Regions from separate parts of the Homo sapiens genome. Here region 2 is linked to region 1. A link is a loop called in an ENCODE intact Hi-C map of the cell type or tissue named here. Cell type or tissue: HepG2. All regions are shown on one strand. Each heading gives the region's core, and the rest is flanking DNA. Links, peaks and the distances in the headings are about the cores only. Region 1 has its middle 24 kb from the start of ZNF254. Region 2 has its middle 4.2 kb from the start of LINC03085.

Evidence for each region. Peaks named below come from ENCODE experiments on the same cell type or tissue, not always from the same donor. Only the 100,000 strongest peaks of a DNase experiment are listed, where the experiment ranks them.
Region 2: a loop joins it to region 1, with 8 times the contacts of the local background. A loop is called at or near these places in 3 of 110 quality-filtered maps.

Annotation. Positions count from the first base shown.
Region 1 is chr19:24,059,394-24,067,414 of GRCh38, reverse strand. It overlaps a transcript of ZNF254 not described here. Among named protein-coding and RNA genes, the nearest start is that of ZNF254, 24 kb to the left of the region's middle. In HepG2, for the core only: no CTCF peak of the experiment used is centred there; a DNase peak (open chromatin) is centred at 3,914.
Region 2 is chr19:24,138,256-24,146,276 of GRCh38, reverse strand. No RefSeq gene overlaps it. Among named protein-coding and RNA genes, the nearest start is that of LINC03085, 4.2 kb to the left of the region's middle. In HepG2, for the core only: no CTCF peak of the experiment used is centred there; DNase peaks (open chromatin) are centred at 4,526 and 6,006.

The DNA.
Region 1 (8,021 bases), core at 1,319-6,318:
CCAGAAAGATAAAAAGAGTCCTGTCATTTAGCCAACTGACCCATAGATATGTCACAATGACCATTTCGGCAGGAACCAAGCAGAAGAATCACATCCCCTGTGTGCTGGGCCCAACAATAAGTCACTCTTGCTTCTATTAGCATGACCCAGGCCCAAAGGTATATTAAAAGCTAACCTATGGACAAAGTGAAGATAAGAGAGGAGAGTCACATAAAATAGTTGACGGGCAGAAAACTCACATCATCTAGGTGTAGGGCCCAGCAATATGTCACAAGGTCTTACATGGGCAGGTCCAAGAAAAAAAATATATCCCTTTGGTGCTTAGTTCAGTAATATTTCACAATCTTTCCTGCAGGAGAAAAACTAAGAAATAAAAGAAAAAAATTAGCTATACGCTGTGAAAGGTCACAATTCTTCCTGGGGGCAGAGACCAGGTAACACAAGAGAGTCACATCACCTGTAGGATTGGTGCAAAGACATTTGTATTTTTATTTTATTTTATTTTATTTTTTTTGGAGATGGAGTCTCACTCTGTTGCCCAGGATGGAGTGCAGTGGTGCAATCTCAGCTCACTGCAACCTCCACCTCCTGGACTTAAGCGATTATCCTGCCTCAGCCTCCTGAGTAGCTGCAACTACAGGCACCAATCACCACACCTGGCTGATTTTTGTGGTTTTATTTGTTTTGTTTTGTTTTGTTTTGTTTTGTTTTGTTTTGTTTTGTTTTGTTTTAGTAGAGACAGGTTTTCACCATGTTGACCAGGCTGGTCTCGAACTCCTGACTTTGTGATCTGCCCACCTTGGCCTCCCCAAGCGCTGGGATTACAGACATGAGCCACCATGCCCAGCCACAAAGACATTTCAAAATGCCTCCTGTAAGCAAGGCCTAGGCATAAAAGTTACATCACCTGAGTGTTAAACCCAGCAATATGTCACAATGCCCCAAGTGGGCAAATCACAGGCAGAAGAGTCACAAATTATCAGTGCAGGGCCCAGCAATATGTCACAATGTTCCCTGAAGGCAAACCTAAAAGAAGAATCACATAAGCTAGGTGTTGGGTGTAGCAATATGCTACAGTTTCCCTGTAAGCAAGGACCAACAGAAGAAGAGAGTCACATCATCTGGATGCTGGGCCCAGTAATATGTCAATCATCTTTCCTGTAATAAAGACCCAGGCAGGAGAAATATATCATCTGGTTGCTGACCACAGCAATATGCCACAACTTTCTGTGTAGGCAGGGTGTAGGCAGAAAAGGAGAGTCACATCTCCTGGATGAGGAATGCAGAGACATGTCACAATGTCCCCTGTAGGAAGGGCCTAGGTAGGAGACTCCCATCCCTTAGGTGTTGAGTTCAGCAATATGTCACAATACCCAAATATGCAGAGCCTGAAAAAAAGAGGAGAGTCACATCACCTAGATGCTAGGCCAGTGATGTGTCACAATTTCTCTGTGAGCAGAGATCAGGCAGGAGAAGAGAGTAACATTACCATGATGATGGGCATTGAGTTATGTCACAAGGTCCCCTGTAGGCAGGCCCAGAAAAAAAGTTACATCCATCACCCAGGTGTTGAACCCAACAATATTTAACAATGTCTAATGTGATATATTGTGCCACAACAGGTAAGGCACATTTGGGAGAGTCATAACATGGGTACAGGATTCAGCAATAATTGACAATACCCAAAATTTGCAGGATCCCTCCCACAAAAAAAGGGAGAGTCAAATCACCGAGGTGCTGGATTCAGCGATAAATCACAATCTTACATTTGGACTGAGACCAGGCAGCAAAATCAAATCACTCGGGTGCTGAACATAGGCATATGTAACAATCACACCCACAGGAATGTCCAGTAATGAATTAACAATCCTGCACAGGTCCCAGTTCTAGGTATGAGAGTCACCACACCATTACATCTGTGTGCTTGGCCAAGTTATATGTCACAATTCCACCTGTGGGTAGAGAACAAGCACAAGAGTCACATCAACTGTGTGCTGAGCCAGGGTTATGTCACAATCTTCCCTGACAGCATGCACCAGCAAGGAGAGTCACATCACAGAGTTCTCAACCAGAGATGTTATAATCCTCTCCTGAAAGCAGGGCATAGGAAGAAGAGTATGATCACCTGGGTGTCACAAGGCTCACTGTAGGCAAAGCCCAGAAAAGATAGACAAAACACCTGGTTCCTGGGCCCAGCAATATATCACAATCTTCTCTATGGGAAGAAGGCAGGTAGAAGTAGAGGGTTTCATCTCCCAGGTGATGGATAAAAAAATATATTCCAAGGCCCTCTGTGGGAGGGGCTCAGGCAGAAGCCTTCCAACCCCTAGGTGTTTGTTTCAGTGATATGTCACAATAACCAAAATATGCAGGTCTCAGGCAAGTGAGAAGAGCCACATCACCTAGGTGCTAGGTCCAGTGATCTGCCACAAATTTTTCTTTTGGCAGTGCTCAAGCGGAACAGAAAAGTCAAATCGCCAAGATAATGAATGAAAAGATGTGTTAGAATAGTTCTGTGTGAGAGCCCACACAGGAAAGTCTCATCATAATGTTGTTGGACCCAGAGACATGTTGAAATACATGATGCCAGCCAGGTGCGGTGGCTCACACCGGTAATCCCAGCACTTTAGGAGGCTGAGGTCGGTGGATCACCTGAGGTTGGGAGTTCGAGACCAGCCTGACCAACATGAAGAAACCCCATCTCTACTACAATTAGAAAAATTAACCGGGCTTGGTGGCACATGCCTGTAATCCCAGATACTCAGGGGGCTGAGGCTGAAGAATTGCTTGAACCTGGGAGATGAAGGTTGTGGTGAGCTGAGATTGCACCATTGCAATCCAGCCTGGGCAAAAGGAGCAAAACTCCATCTCAAAAACAAACAAAAAACACAAAAACACATATTGCATGCAGGTCTCAGGCACAAGAGGAGAGTTAACATCACTTAGGTGCTGGATGCACCCAAATGCACATCACAATTTCCTCTTAATCACACCCCAAGCAGTAGCAGAGACTCCTATCATCTAGCATGTTGGTCCAGCAGTATTTCACAATACCCCTGAGGGGTGGGCCTAGGTAAAAAAGTAATATTACCTAGGTGAGAAGCCTAGAGATACGTCACAATGTCCTTTGTGGGTAGGGCTTAGAAAGGAGAGACACAGCCTAGGAGCTGGGCTCAGCTTTATGTTCCAGTAACCCCAGTGGAAAGAGGCCAAGAATGAGAAAGAGTCACATCACATAGGAGCTATGTCACGTGGCATATCACAATTCCCACTGTGGACAAACTCCAGAAGAAAAAAGTCACATCATCTAGGTGGGAGGCCCAAACATGTATCACAGTGACTCCTGTGTACAGGGACCAGGCAGAATAATTACACCACTGTTTTGCTTGCCCCACCAATACGTCACTCTATTCTGTGGGCATGGCCCAGGCAGAAGAGGAATGTCACATCACATAGGTAAAACGGGCATTTACCTCAGCTTTGCCCGTAGAAGAGATTGTAATGGGTCAAGAAATGTGTCACAATGCTCCCTGTGGTCAGGCTTCAGGCAGAGGACTCACATCTTCTTAGTGCTGAGCCCAGCCATGTCTCAATGCCTTCTAAGGGCAGAGCCAAAGCAAAAAAAAAAAAAAAGTAACATCACCTTAGTGTTAGGCACAATCACATGTCATAATCTCTTTTGTGAGCAGAACCCAAAAAAAAATTGTCACATCAGCTACGTGCTGGGCCCAACAATATGTTCCAGTACCCCCTGTGATTAGGGACAGGCAGGAAAAGTAAGTCACATTTCCAGGGTGATTGGTGAAGACATATATTACAATCCCCTCTGTAGACCGGTCCAGGATGAAGTGTTACATCACCTGGTCGTTGGACTCAGGCTATGTGTTTAGGGCACAAGCAAAAGATAAACATAACATAGGCCCAGCAATATGTCACAATACATCTGTGGGCAGCACCAAGGCAGAAGAGCCGACTCACACCACCTGGGTGCAACACCAAGCAATGTCACAATGACCACTGTGCGCTTTATCAAAGCAGAATAGAATCACATTACCAAGGGTATGGGCCCGGTGATATGGCACTGTGGACTGGTCCCAGGAAAAGACAAATAACTCAGATGCTGGGCTAAGATGTATGTCACATGACACTTGTAGAAAGGTCTTGTGATGACATTAACAATTACACTCATGTCCTGAGTCAAGGAATGACAGTCAACACTTCCTGCATGTTGGGTCTAAGTACAGGGGTCAGTCTCAATGGTGGACTGGATTTGTGCATAAGAGCCTCAATTTCTTTTGCAAATTATGTGCCTTAGTCTAGGCAAGGAGGCTCACACCTGTAATCCCAGCACTTTGGGAGGCTGAGGTAAGTGGATCACTTGAGGTCAGGAGTTCAAGACCAGCCTGACCAACATGGTGAAACCCCAGTTCTACTAAAAATACAAAAAATTAGCTGGCATAGTGGTGGGCACCTGTAATCCCAGCTACTCAGGAGGCTGAGGCAGGAGAATCACTTGAACCCAGGAAGCAGAGTTTGCAGTGAGCCAAGATCGTGCCACTGCTCTCCAGCCTCGGTAACAAGAGCAAAACTCCATCTCAAAATAAATAAATTATGCTCCTTAGTGAAGTTGCAGTCACAAAGGTGTGCTGAATTTTGGTTAACGAGTCACTAACCCAACTGTGGACAAAAATCCACAAATGAGAGTCAATTTTCCAACACTCAGCTGCCTCCAAAAGTGAGATTCAGAACCTCAAAAGAAGAGTGTGTTTAAGTGGATGACAATCTTTGGTATTGACTGGGTGTGAATATAAATTTCAGTCTCACCTGTGTGCTTCTCTCTGTCAGGACACTCTCTTGTGGACTGTATATGGTGTGCCTGAGAGTTGCAACCTGCTCTGAACACATGATCTAATGTGGTCCCAAGTCTAGGTATGACATTTAACATCTCTCCAATTAGCTGGGTCCAGAGAGGAGAGTCCTCACCACTATGAGCTGGGTTTAGAAATGATTCACCATCTCAAGTGTGGCCACATGTTCACATAAGATAGTCACAATTTTAAGTATGGACTGCATCCATCCATGAGAATTATGACCTCATCAGTCAGTGGGCTCTTTCATGTGTGAGGATGACAATCCTAAAAACTGGCAGGATGTGCTTACATGAAACATGATCTAACCTGTTTGCTGGGTCCTATGGTACAGAAGACATGCTCTGTACCATCCAAGTGCTTTACACAATATACAAGAGAGTGGTAATTCTCTATAACCTTCATACAGAGAGACCACCAGGATTTTACTCCTTTTTCTTTTTCTTTTTTTTTTTTTTTGTGAGACAGAGTTTCACTCTTGTTGCCCAGACTGGAGTGCAACGGTGTGATCTCAGCTCACCACAACCTCCACCTCCTGGGTTCAAGCGATTCTCCTGCCTCAGCCTCCCGAGTAGCTGGGATTACAGGCACGTGCCACTATACCTGGCTAATTTTTTGTATTTTTAGTAGAGACAGGGTTTTTCCATGTTGGTCAGGCTGGTCTTGAACTCCCGACATCAGGTGATCCGTCCACCTCTACCTCTTGAAGTGCTGGGATTATAGGCGTGAGCCGCCACACCCAGCCAGGAATTTTACTCCTCTTTCTAAGCCTACCTGTGAGAGACAGTGTCTCTTCTATTGGCTGGTAGGAGGTATTAGAGTCACCATCAAACCTGTGAGCTGGGCCGAGATATATGTTACCAACCAACTTGTTGGCACAAACCACCCAGGAGAGTGACATTACCTGGATGCTGGGCAAATGATATGTAATTTTTTTCCCTGAGGGCTGTGAAAAGGCAGGAGAGTCACATCATCTGGGTTTTCAACCAGTGGCATGTTACAATTTTCTCCTGAAAGTTATGCACATGCAGGAGAGACATATCACCTGGTGGCTGGGCCCTGCAGTGTGTTACAACCTTTCCTGTGGGGAGGGTGCAGGTAGAAAAGGCATCACATCTTTTATGTAATGGATGCAGATATATGTCACAAGAACCCCTGTGGACAGGGCTGAGGTGTTTGGCCCAGTGAAATGTCACAATAACCAAAATATGTGGTTGTTAGACAGAAGAGTCACATCACCTAAGTTCTGGTTCCAGTGATATGTCACAATCTTTCCTTTTGACAGGGATCAGAGAGGAGTCACATCGGTTAGGTGATGAACAAAAATAAATGTCTCAATAACCCCATGCTCACGGTCCATGTGAGAGAGTTGAATCACCCATGTGTTGAACCTAGTGAAATGTCAAAATATACAATTTATGCAGGGCCCAGGCAGGAGAAGACAGTACCTTCACCTAGGTGTCAGCCCCAGTGATACATCACAATACCTTCTGTGACAGAGTCCAAGCAGTGGAGAAGAATCACATTACCTAGGTGCTGAGTCAAAAACTATGTCACAAAAATCAATGAGGGTAGGGCCCAGGCAGGAGTCAAATTACCTAAATTAGGGGCTCAGGGATATGTTGCAATGACCTCTGTGGGTAGGACTCAGGAGAAACAGGAGAGTCACATAATCAAGGTGCTGAGTAAAGCTATATGACACAATCACCCAAACTGATAGGCCCAGGCAAAAGAAAGGAGTCATATCACATAGGTGCTGGGCCAAGTGATGTGTCACAATCTTCATTATGGACAGTTCCCAGGAAGGAGAGTCATATCATCTAGATGATGAACCTAGAGATGTCACAATAAGCCATGTGGGCTGGGATAATGCAGAAGAATAGAATCATTTGTGTGTTGATCCTAGTATAAGTCACTCTCTTTTTTGTGTGCATGGACCAGGCGGGAGAGTCATAACATCTAGGTGCTGGGCCCAGAGATAGGTCACAAGCTCTACTATTGGCAAAGCCCAGGTAAGAAAGTAGAGTCACATCAAATAGTTGATGGGCCAAGAGATATGTCACAATGCCCCCAGTAGGCAGGGTTTAGGCAGGAGACAAATTACATTGATGCTGGGCACTGTAGTATGTCACAATGTCTTTTAAGGGCAGGGCCAGGCAAAATAATTTCGCTGATGGGCCTAGTGATGTGTTAGTTTTTCTGTGAGCAGAATCTGTGAAGAAGAGGCAAGTAACATCAGCTTGGTGCTGAAACCAGCAATAGATATCATTATCCCCTAGTGAACAAGGACTAGGCAGGTGAAAAGATTCACATCACCTTGGTGATTGGCACAAAGGTACGTAACAATATCCCTGGAAGGCAGTGGCCTGGCAGGAATGTTACATCACCTGGGTATTGAAACCAGCTTCACAATAGCCTAAGTAGACAGGGCACAGGTGGCAGAGTTCCATCACCTGGGTGCTGAGCCCAAGGATATGTCACAATATTCCTGTGGGCAAGGCTCAGGCAGGAGAGAAACATTTTCTAATTGCTGGATCCAGTGATGTCACAATCTTCTCTGTGGGAAGAATGCAGGTAGAAGAGAAGAGTCACATCTTTCTAGGTAATGAGGCCAGAGACATGCCACAAAGCCTCCTGTGGGCAGGGCCAAGGCAGGAACCTCTCATCCCCTAGGTGTCAGTCCCAGAGATACGTCCAATATTCATAATATGCCATGCCCTGGCAATAAAGGCAAGTTACATCACCTAAGTGCTAGGGCCAGGGATATGTCACAATTCCTCTTTCATCAAGACCCAGGCATAAGTGGAGAGTCACACCACTTGGGTGATGAAAGAAAAGAAACATCATCATACCCCTGTAGGCAAAGCCCATGCAGGAGAGTTACATCACCTAGGTTGTGGCCCCAGTGCCAAAATACATAATGTATGCAGGGTTTAGGCAGGAGAAAAGAGTAACATCACCTAGGATCCTGGCTAAGCAATATATCAAACTCTCTTTTTGGGAATATTCCAAGCAGTAGAGGAGAGTCACATCACCTAAGTTCTCAGTCTAGCAATATGTCACAATGCCCCCTGTGAAAATGACTGAAGAATAAGAGCAGAGTAACATAACTTAGGGGCTAGGCCAAGCTGTGTGTCACAATCACACCTGTAA
Region 2 (8,021 bases), core at 1,415-6,414, 79 kb before region 1:
GAGATAAATATCTTTTAAAAGAAACCAAAACAAAATTATGGAACTGAAAGATTTACTGAAGGAAAAAGAAAATACATTCAATGATCCAATAGTAGACTGAAAAGGCATAAACAGAATTTTCAGACCTTTAAATGGGTCTTTTAAAATAATCTACTCAGACAAAACTAAGAAGAATTTTAAAAAACGAACGAAAACTTTGAGATGTTTCTGACTACATAAAGTGACTAAACATAAAAATTATCAGTGTTTCTTAGAAAGAAAAAAACATGAAAAAGTTTAGAAAACCTATTTAAGAAAATAAATGATGAAAAATTTCCAAGTCTAGCAATAGAATTAGACATACATATACAGGAAGCTCAGCAATCACCAGTAAAATAAATTGCAAAACAGACTTCATCATGGCACATGATAACCAGAATTTCTAAAGTCGAAATGAAATAACTAATTATAAAATCAGCAAAAGAAAAGCATCTAGTCATTTATAAAGAAAACCACATCAGACTAAAAGCACACTTCTCAACAGAAACTTTACTGGCCAGAAGATAATGGAATGGCACTTAGAGAGTGTTGAAATAAAAGTGCCAGCCAAAAATTTTACATCAAGGTAAATTAACCTTCACAAATGAAGAAGAAATAGTCTTACCCTGACAAATAAATGCTGGGGAAACTAATTACCACTAGACTGGGTCTATAAAAGATGTCAGGGATTTCTTTTTTTTTTTTTTTTTTTTTTTTCTGAGACAGTTTTGCTCTTGTTGCCCAGGCTGGAGTGCAATGGCACAATCTCGGCTCACTGCAACCTCTGCCTTCCAGGTTCAAGTGATTCTCCTGCCTCAGCCTCCCAAGTAGCTGAAAGTACAGGCACCCGCCACCTCACCCAGCTAATTTTTGAATTTTTAGTAGAGACGGAGTTTCACCATGTTGGCCAGGCTAGTCTCAAACTCCTGACCTCAGGTGATCAACCCACCTCAGTCTCCCAAAGTGCTGAGATTTCAGGCATGAGCCATTGTGCCAGGCCGGTACTTCTAATAGAAAAACAAAAGATTGATATTCACCATCATTAAAACATACAAAAGTATAAAACTAACAGGTCTTATAAAACAAAAGACAAAAAGAAATAAATCAAATCACAACATGACAGAATTTTATTAAACCAGAAAGATAGATGAAAAAAAAAACAAAATAATTAACATTATGATAGTAACAAAACCTACATGTTAATATTAATATTAACCATGGCCGGGTGAGGTGGCTCATACCTTTTGGAGGCCAAAGAGGGTGGATCACCTGAGATCAGGAGTTTGAGACCAGCCTGGCCAACACTGTGAAAACCCATCGCTACTAAAAATACAAAAAATTAGCTGGGCACGGTGGTGGGCACTTGTAATCACCGCTACTCAATAGGCTGAGGCAGGAGAATCACTTGAACTTGGGAGGCAGAGGTGGCAGTGAGCCGAGATCGCACCATTGCACTCCAACCTGAGCAACAAGAATGAGACTCCATCTCAAAAAATAAAAAGAAAAAGAAAGAAAAAATTAACCTTGAATATAAATTAATTAAATCCTTCATCAAAATGTATAGATTTATGATATGAATAAGAAAAAATCGTCCAACTCTATGGTGCCTACAAGAATCTCACCTTACTTGTAAGACACATATAGATTAAAAATAAGGGAGGAAAGATATCAACAGAAACAGAAACCAAAAGCAAACAGGAGTATCTGTATGTATATCAAATAAAACACTTTAAATAAAAAGTGCAACAAAAAGGGTAAAGAAGGTAATCATCCAATAATAAAGAAATCTTTTCAGCAAAAAGATATAACAATTCTAAATATCTATGCACCCAACATCAAAGCACCCAGATTTTAAATAGAAATATTATTAAACCTATAGAAAGAGATAGTAACACAATGATAGTGGAGAAATTCAACATTCTACTCACAGCATCAGAGAGACCATTGAGATAGGAAATTGGCAAATCAACAAAGTACCCCCATAAATCACAATTATATCAACTACCTACTTAGATCACAGGAGAATAAAACTACAAATCAATATCAAGAGAAATTTCAGAAACTATAAATTTACAAAGAATTTAAACAACATACTCCTGAACAGTCACGGTGTAAATGAAGTAATTAAGATGGCCGGCCAGGGGTGGTGGCTCACAGCTGCAATCCCAGCACTTTGGGAGGCTGAGGCAGGTGGATCCCCTGAGGTCAGGAGTTTGAGACTAGCCTGGGCAACATGGCAAACCCCATCTCTACAAAAAATACATATTAAAAAAGCTAAATGTGGTGGTGCACACCTATAGTCTTAGCCACTCGGGAGGCTGAAATAAAAAGATCGCTTTAGCCTGGAAGGCAGAGGTTGCAGTGAGCCAAGATTGTGCTACTACACTCCAGCCTGGGTGACAGAGTAAAACCCATCTCAAAAAGAAAATTAAAATGAAAATTTAAAAATTGTGGGAAAAAAGATGGAAATAGAAATGCAATATAATAAAACCTGTGAGATATGCAAATATAGTACAAAGAGAGCAGTTTATAGCCTAAATGCCTGCATCAAAAAAGTAGAAAGCTTACATATTAAGGACTTGACATCACACTTCAAGGAACTAGAAAATTAATAACAAACCAAATTCCAAGTTACAAGAAAAAAAAAAACAAAAATCAGAACAGAACCAAATGAATTTAAGACCAAAAACAATAAAAATGATCAACAGAATAGTTGATTTTTCAAAAAGACAAAATTGATAAACTGCTAGCTAGCTTAACCAAAAGCAGAAGACAGATCTAAATAAACAATCAGAAGTGAAAGAACAGACATTTCAATGGATACAACAGTAACACAAACCAATAATGAGTAGCATGATTGAGGCAGTAATAAAAAAAGTCTTGAAAAAGAAAAGCTCGGGAGTAGATAAATGGACAGCCAAATTCTACCAAATGCACTAAGAATAATAATCCTCCTGAAACTCTTCCCAAAAATTCAGGATAATGAAATTCTTCCTAAGTCACTCTGAGGTATCACCTTGACACCAAAACTAGTCAAGAACACAACAAAAAAAACTATTATTATGTTATTATTATAAAAAATAGATAAATGGGATTCAAACTAAAATGTTTAGGCACAGCAAGAAAAATAATCAACAGGGTAAATAGGCAACCTACAGAATAAAAGAACATATTTGCGAACTATGTGCCAACATGTAACTAATATTCAGAATTTACAAATAATTCAAACAACTCAAAAATGTCATAATAATAAAAAAAGGATTCCATTGAAAATAGGCAAATAACATTACTAAGCATTTTTCAATAAAGAATACAAATAGCCAACATGCATATGAAAAAAAAAAACTCAATCTCAACTAAAAATAGAGCTACCATTTGATTCAGAGATCTCATCATTGGGTATCTACCCAAAGAAAAATCATTTATTATATGAAAATGATATCTGGGCCAGGTGCGGTGGTTCACGCCTGTAATCCCAGCACTTTGGGAGGCCAACGTGGGCGGATCATGAGCTCAGGAGATCGAGACCACCCTGGCCAACACGGTGAAACCCCATCTCTACTAAAAATACAAAACATTAGCCGGGCATGGTGGCGGGCGTCTGTAGTCCCAGCTACTCGGGAGGCTGAGGCAAGAGAATGGTGTGAACCTGGGAGTTGGAGCCTGCAGCGAGCCAAGATCGAGCCACTGCACTCCAGCCTGGGCGACAGAACAAGACTCCGACTCAAAAAAAAAAAAAAAATGCTACCTATACTTGCATGTTTACTGCAGCATGCTCACAATAGCAAACAATATATACAAGAAAAGTTTAATATTAAAAATATATAGGAAATTCAAAGTAGAGGCAAGTATAATAAAAACAATTACAATCCACCTGAAAAATGGTCAAAAGACTGAAAAAATATTTTGCCAACATATACAAATAACCAATAGATATATAAAAACGTGTTCAATATCACCTACCAACAGGCAATTGCAAATGAAAACAATGAGGAACTACCATTTCAAATCTGTTAGGATTGCTAATATCAAAATGAAAAAATAGAAAAATAACAAGTAACATCTGTCATTAATGTTCCTAAGATTTCTGAAACAAATCTTAATATCACCACTGCTCTCACACATTTCAGACATGATGGGAAAAGAAAACTTAAGAAATAATCTTATATGCAGCTGCTCAAAAATAATCAAGAGGCGTTCTTATATCCCCCCAAAGCAATGGAACAACAGGAATAACATGTGATACCTCATAAGCCATAAAGAGGACCTTAGCTCTCACAAGACCCTCAAAGGAAAATCACTAAGTAGGAAGTGGAGCCCTTAGAGAATTTAAGGGTATGGAACAAAAGATGCTCCTATTTGAGAGCTAGAAAAAAAAATGACTTTCTAGGAAATATTTCCATTGAAGCAGAGCAACACATACCACATTTTAAGGTCTGGAATTCTTTGACCTTTGTACCTCTTGTCTTTGTTATCTGCCTCATTCATGCTTAGCTATCTGAGTATTTGACTACTGTCTCATATCTCTTCACATTCCAGGGCTCTTTTATTTGCTTAAAGCAGGAGATCAGATCAATGTTAGAGACATCAAGGCCTGTTTTGTTAGAAAAAAAAGTAATATGACTTGCTGGGATTCTCCAGTTACCAACCTAGTACTCTGTTCAGTAGAGAGGAGAGAATATTATGAAGGATTCTAGAATTTTAATTCCAAAATACTGTTTTCTGACAGAACCTTTAGAATATTTAGGTTAAAATATTTAATATGTATTTTAGTTTTCTGGATCCTTAGCTCTACTGTTCAATACTATTGAATTTAAAATTGGTGATGAATATTGGATTTTAATACTTGGGGAAAATACTTTATGCCACTGAATTTCTAGAATTATCATTAATCTAGAGTGAAAGATACAGTTTAGCTCAAGAAAGGGGAAGTTTCCTGTTAAGATATAACATCTTGAAAATTTTCTTTTCTATTCCAATAACTTCAAGTTTTCCTTAATTTTATTGATCTAAAAATAATTTATGCATAGCAAAAATTCCCAAAATCATTCTACAAAGGGATAAAATAGAAGCTTTAAGGTATATTAGGAAATCTGGGGAAAAATTACTCTCACCTAAAGAAAGCAGGTTTCTGTAGTTCTCTAACACCGCATCTCTATATAAATTTCACTGAGCAGGATTCAGACACACCCACTACTCCTGAGAGAATTCTATGGCCACAGCCTTGAATATTAACATCTTCTAAAAAACCCCAAACACCCACACATATTTAGAAAGTGGCCATAGGCAGAATGGTTAATTTTACTCTAGGTGTTTGAGAGTTAAGAGAACTGGCTCTGTTTTACATGAGACTGAAATTATCCAGTAAAATATTATTTAATAGAGAAAGCTTCTCTAATGTATTCCATCATTCTGAGGAAAGAGAATAAGATCCACAAAACCAGTGTAGGTACTATACTTTTCTGATGATACAGCATAAAATGTATGGCACAAACACAAGCATATACAGTTTTGAGTGCTATATTTACATTATACAGAGTAAACTGTGTATAGTTCCCATATGGAGAAGTCACAGGACATTAGAAATTACCTCTCAAATTTTAATGCATACATCAATAAACTGGAGATTTTGTTAAAATATGTATTCTAACTCAACAGATCTGGGATGAGACCTGAGTTACTGCATTGCTAACAAACTGACCAATGATGTCAATGATTCTAGCTTAAGGAAAATACTTTTTAAAACATATAGTAAGTGACTGAACCTGGGTTTTATCCCACTGTATATGACCAGTAAAAAAAAGATGACACACTTCATTTTCCAAAGCAACGTATAAACAAAGATAAACTATTAAGAAAAGGAATGTAAGAAAAATGGATGTGCTGTGGTCAAGAATAGGCCGAGGTAAACATCTGGTTCAGCATGACTCAGTGAGTTTGGAGCACACATGCACAATTCTACTCATTATGTAACCTGGTTGTGTAAGATCATACTTGGCTCTCAGCCACTATTATGTGTTAGGAGTACACAGAAAGGTGGACAGGAGAGGGAGAGAGAGTAAAGCTGCTGACCCTGTACACAGGGCTCATGACCAGGCTTGTGACCATAGAGAGAATAAAGCCATGCCAAAACTCCCCACCAATCCTCGATTGTTTTTCCAGCAACCCACCACTCACCCACCGACTCCCGTCAGACCTCAGCTTGGACTGGAACCTGATACTTGGTGTAACAGGGGAGATTTCAGATTAAATGTGTTTATTCACATTAATCAGAAAGTCTCTCCAAAGTAATTGTGAATAATACAGTTTTTATAAAGTAACTTTAGAGTGAAGAAATCCTGGCTGGGAGTGGTGGCTCACACCTGTAATGCCTGCACATTGGGAGGCCAAGGCAGAGGGATCATGATGTCAAAAGTTCAAGACCAGCCTGGCCAACATGGTGAACCCCATCTTTACTAAAAATACAATAATTAGCTGAGCGTGGTGTCTCATGCCTGTAATCCCAGCTACTCAGGAGGCTGAGGCAGGAGAACCACTTGAACCCAGGAGGCAGAGGTTGCAGTGAGCTGAGACCGTGCCATTGCACTCCAGCTCTGGATGACAGAGCAAGACTCCATCTCGGGGAAGGGGGAAGAAGTCTTTCAGAAAACACATTAACCAAGTGAATAAAATTAATGGGACAGATTGGTATTATGTGCTGATACATATAGGATGATGCAACATGACTTCGGTGAAATTACTGGCCAAAAAATGTAAATCAGAATCAGAATCTAATTATGAAAAACATGTTTTATGTAAAGTTCAAGCCACATGTTGCCCATGTTTTGTAATTTCTAATAGTGTATTTAAATACTCTCTGTAGCATTCTAGAAGTCACATTTCTTTGAATTACTTCCTTTGCATATCTTTCTAATTATTCCAGGCTACCCATTCTTTTTCTTTTTTGGGGGGGGGATGGAGTCTACTCTGTCACACAGGCTGGTGTGTAATGGCACAATCTTGGCTCAAGGCAACTTCTGCCTCCTGGGTTCAAGTAATTCTCCTGCCTGTCTCCCAAGTAGCTAGGACTACAGGTACACACCACCTTGCCCAGCTAATTTTGTGTGTGTGTGTGTGTGTGTGTGTGTGTGTGTTTTTAACTGGAAAATGTTTTCCAGATTTATTGCTTGTGTGTGTGTTTTTAGTAGATACAGGGTTTCACCATGCTGCTCAAGCTGGTCTTGAACTCCTGACATCATGATCCACCCACTTTGGCCACCCAAAGTGCTGGGATTACAAGTGTGAGCCACCGTGCCCAGCCTAATTCTATCCTTTTGTTTTGTTTTGAGATAGAGTCTTGCTCTGTCACCAGGCTGGATTGCAGTGGCGTGATCTCATCTTCTCATCTCACTGCAACCTCTTTCAGTTTCAAGTGATTCTCCTGCCTCAGTCTTTTGAGTAGCTGGAGTTACAGGTACATGCCAACAAGCCCAGCTAATTTTTTATTTTTAGCAGAAATGGGGTTTCACCATGTTGGCCAGGATGGTCTCGATCTCCTGACCTCGTGATCCACCCGCCTCGGCCTCCCAAACTGCTAGGATCACAGGCATGAGCCACCACACCTGGCCAATTCCATCCTTTTTAAGTGTGCATTTAAAAATTATATTCTTCATAGAGCTGATGGAGCATTCAGATGGAACCTAAACAGTGCACTTTTCTCCCTCACTGATATCTGAGGACCCAGCACCATCCCCAATAAGAATGTTTTATATTCCCACCTGCCCAGGCTGACCTGTCAACATAGGGAATACTTCCAATATTTCAGCATATAAACTCAAGATGAGTATTATTTGTGATATGTAAGAAGCCTGGATGGAGAGAATAAAGACAAGTCTCTGATATATAGGGGAGAATTATTTTAAAGAAGTCCTTTCACTGTCATGAGAAGAAAAGGGGAAAGGTAGTTGAAATAATCTTCTTAGGCAAAAGCATCAGAAGTAGAAATGTAAATGACTGCAATTCTA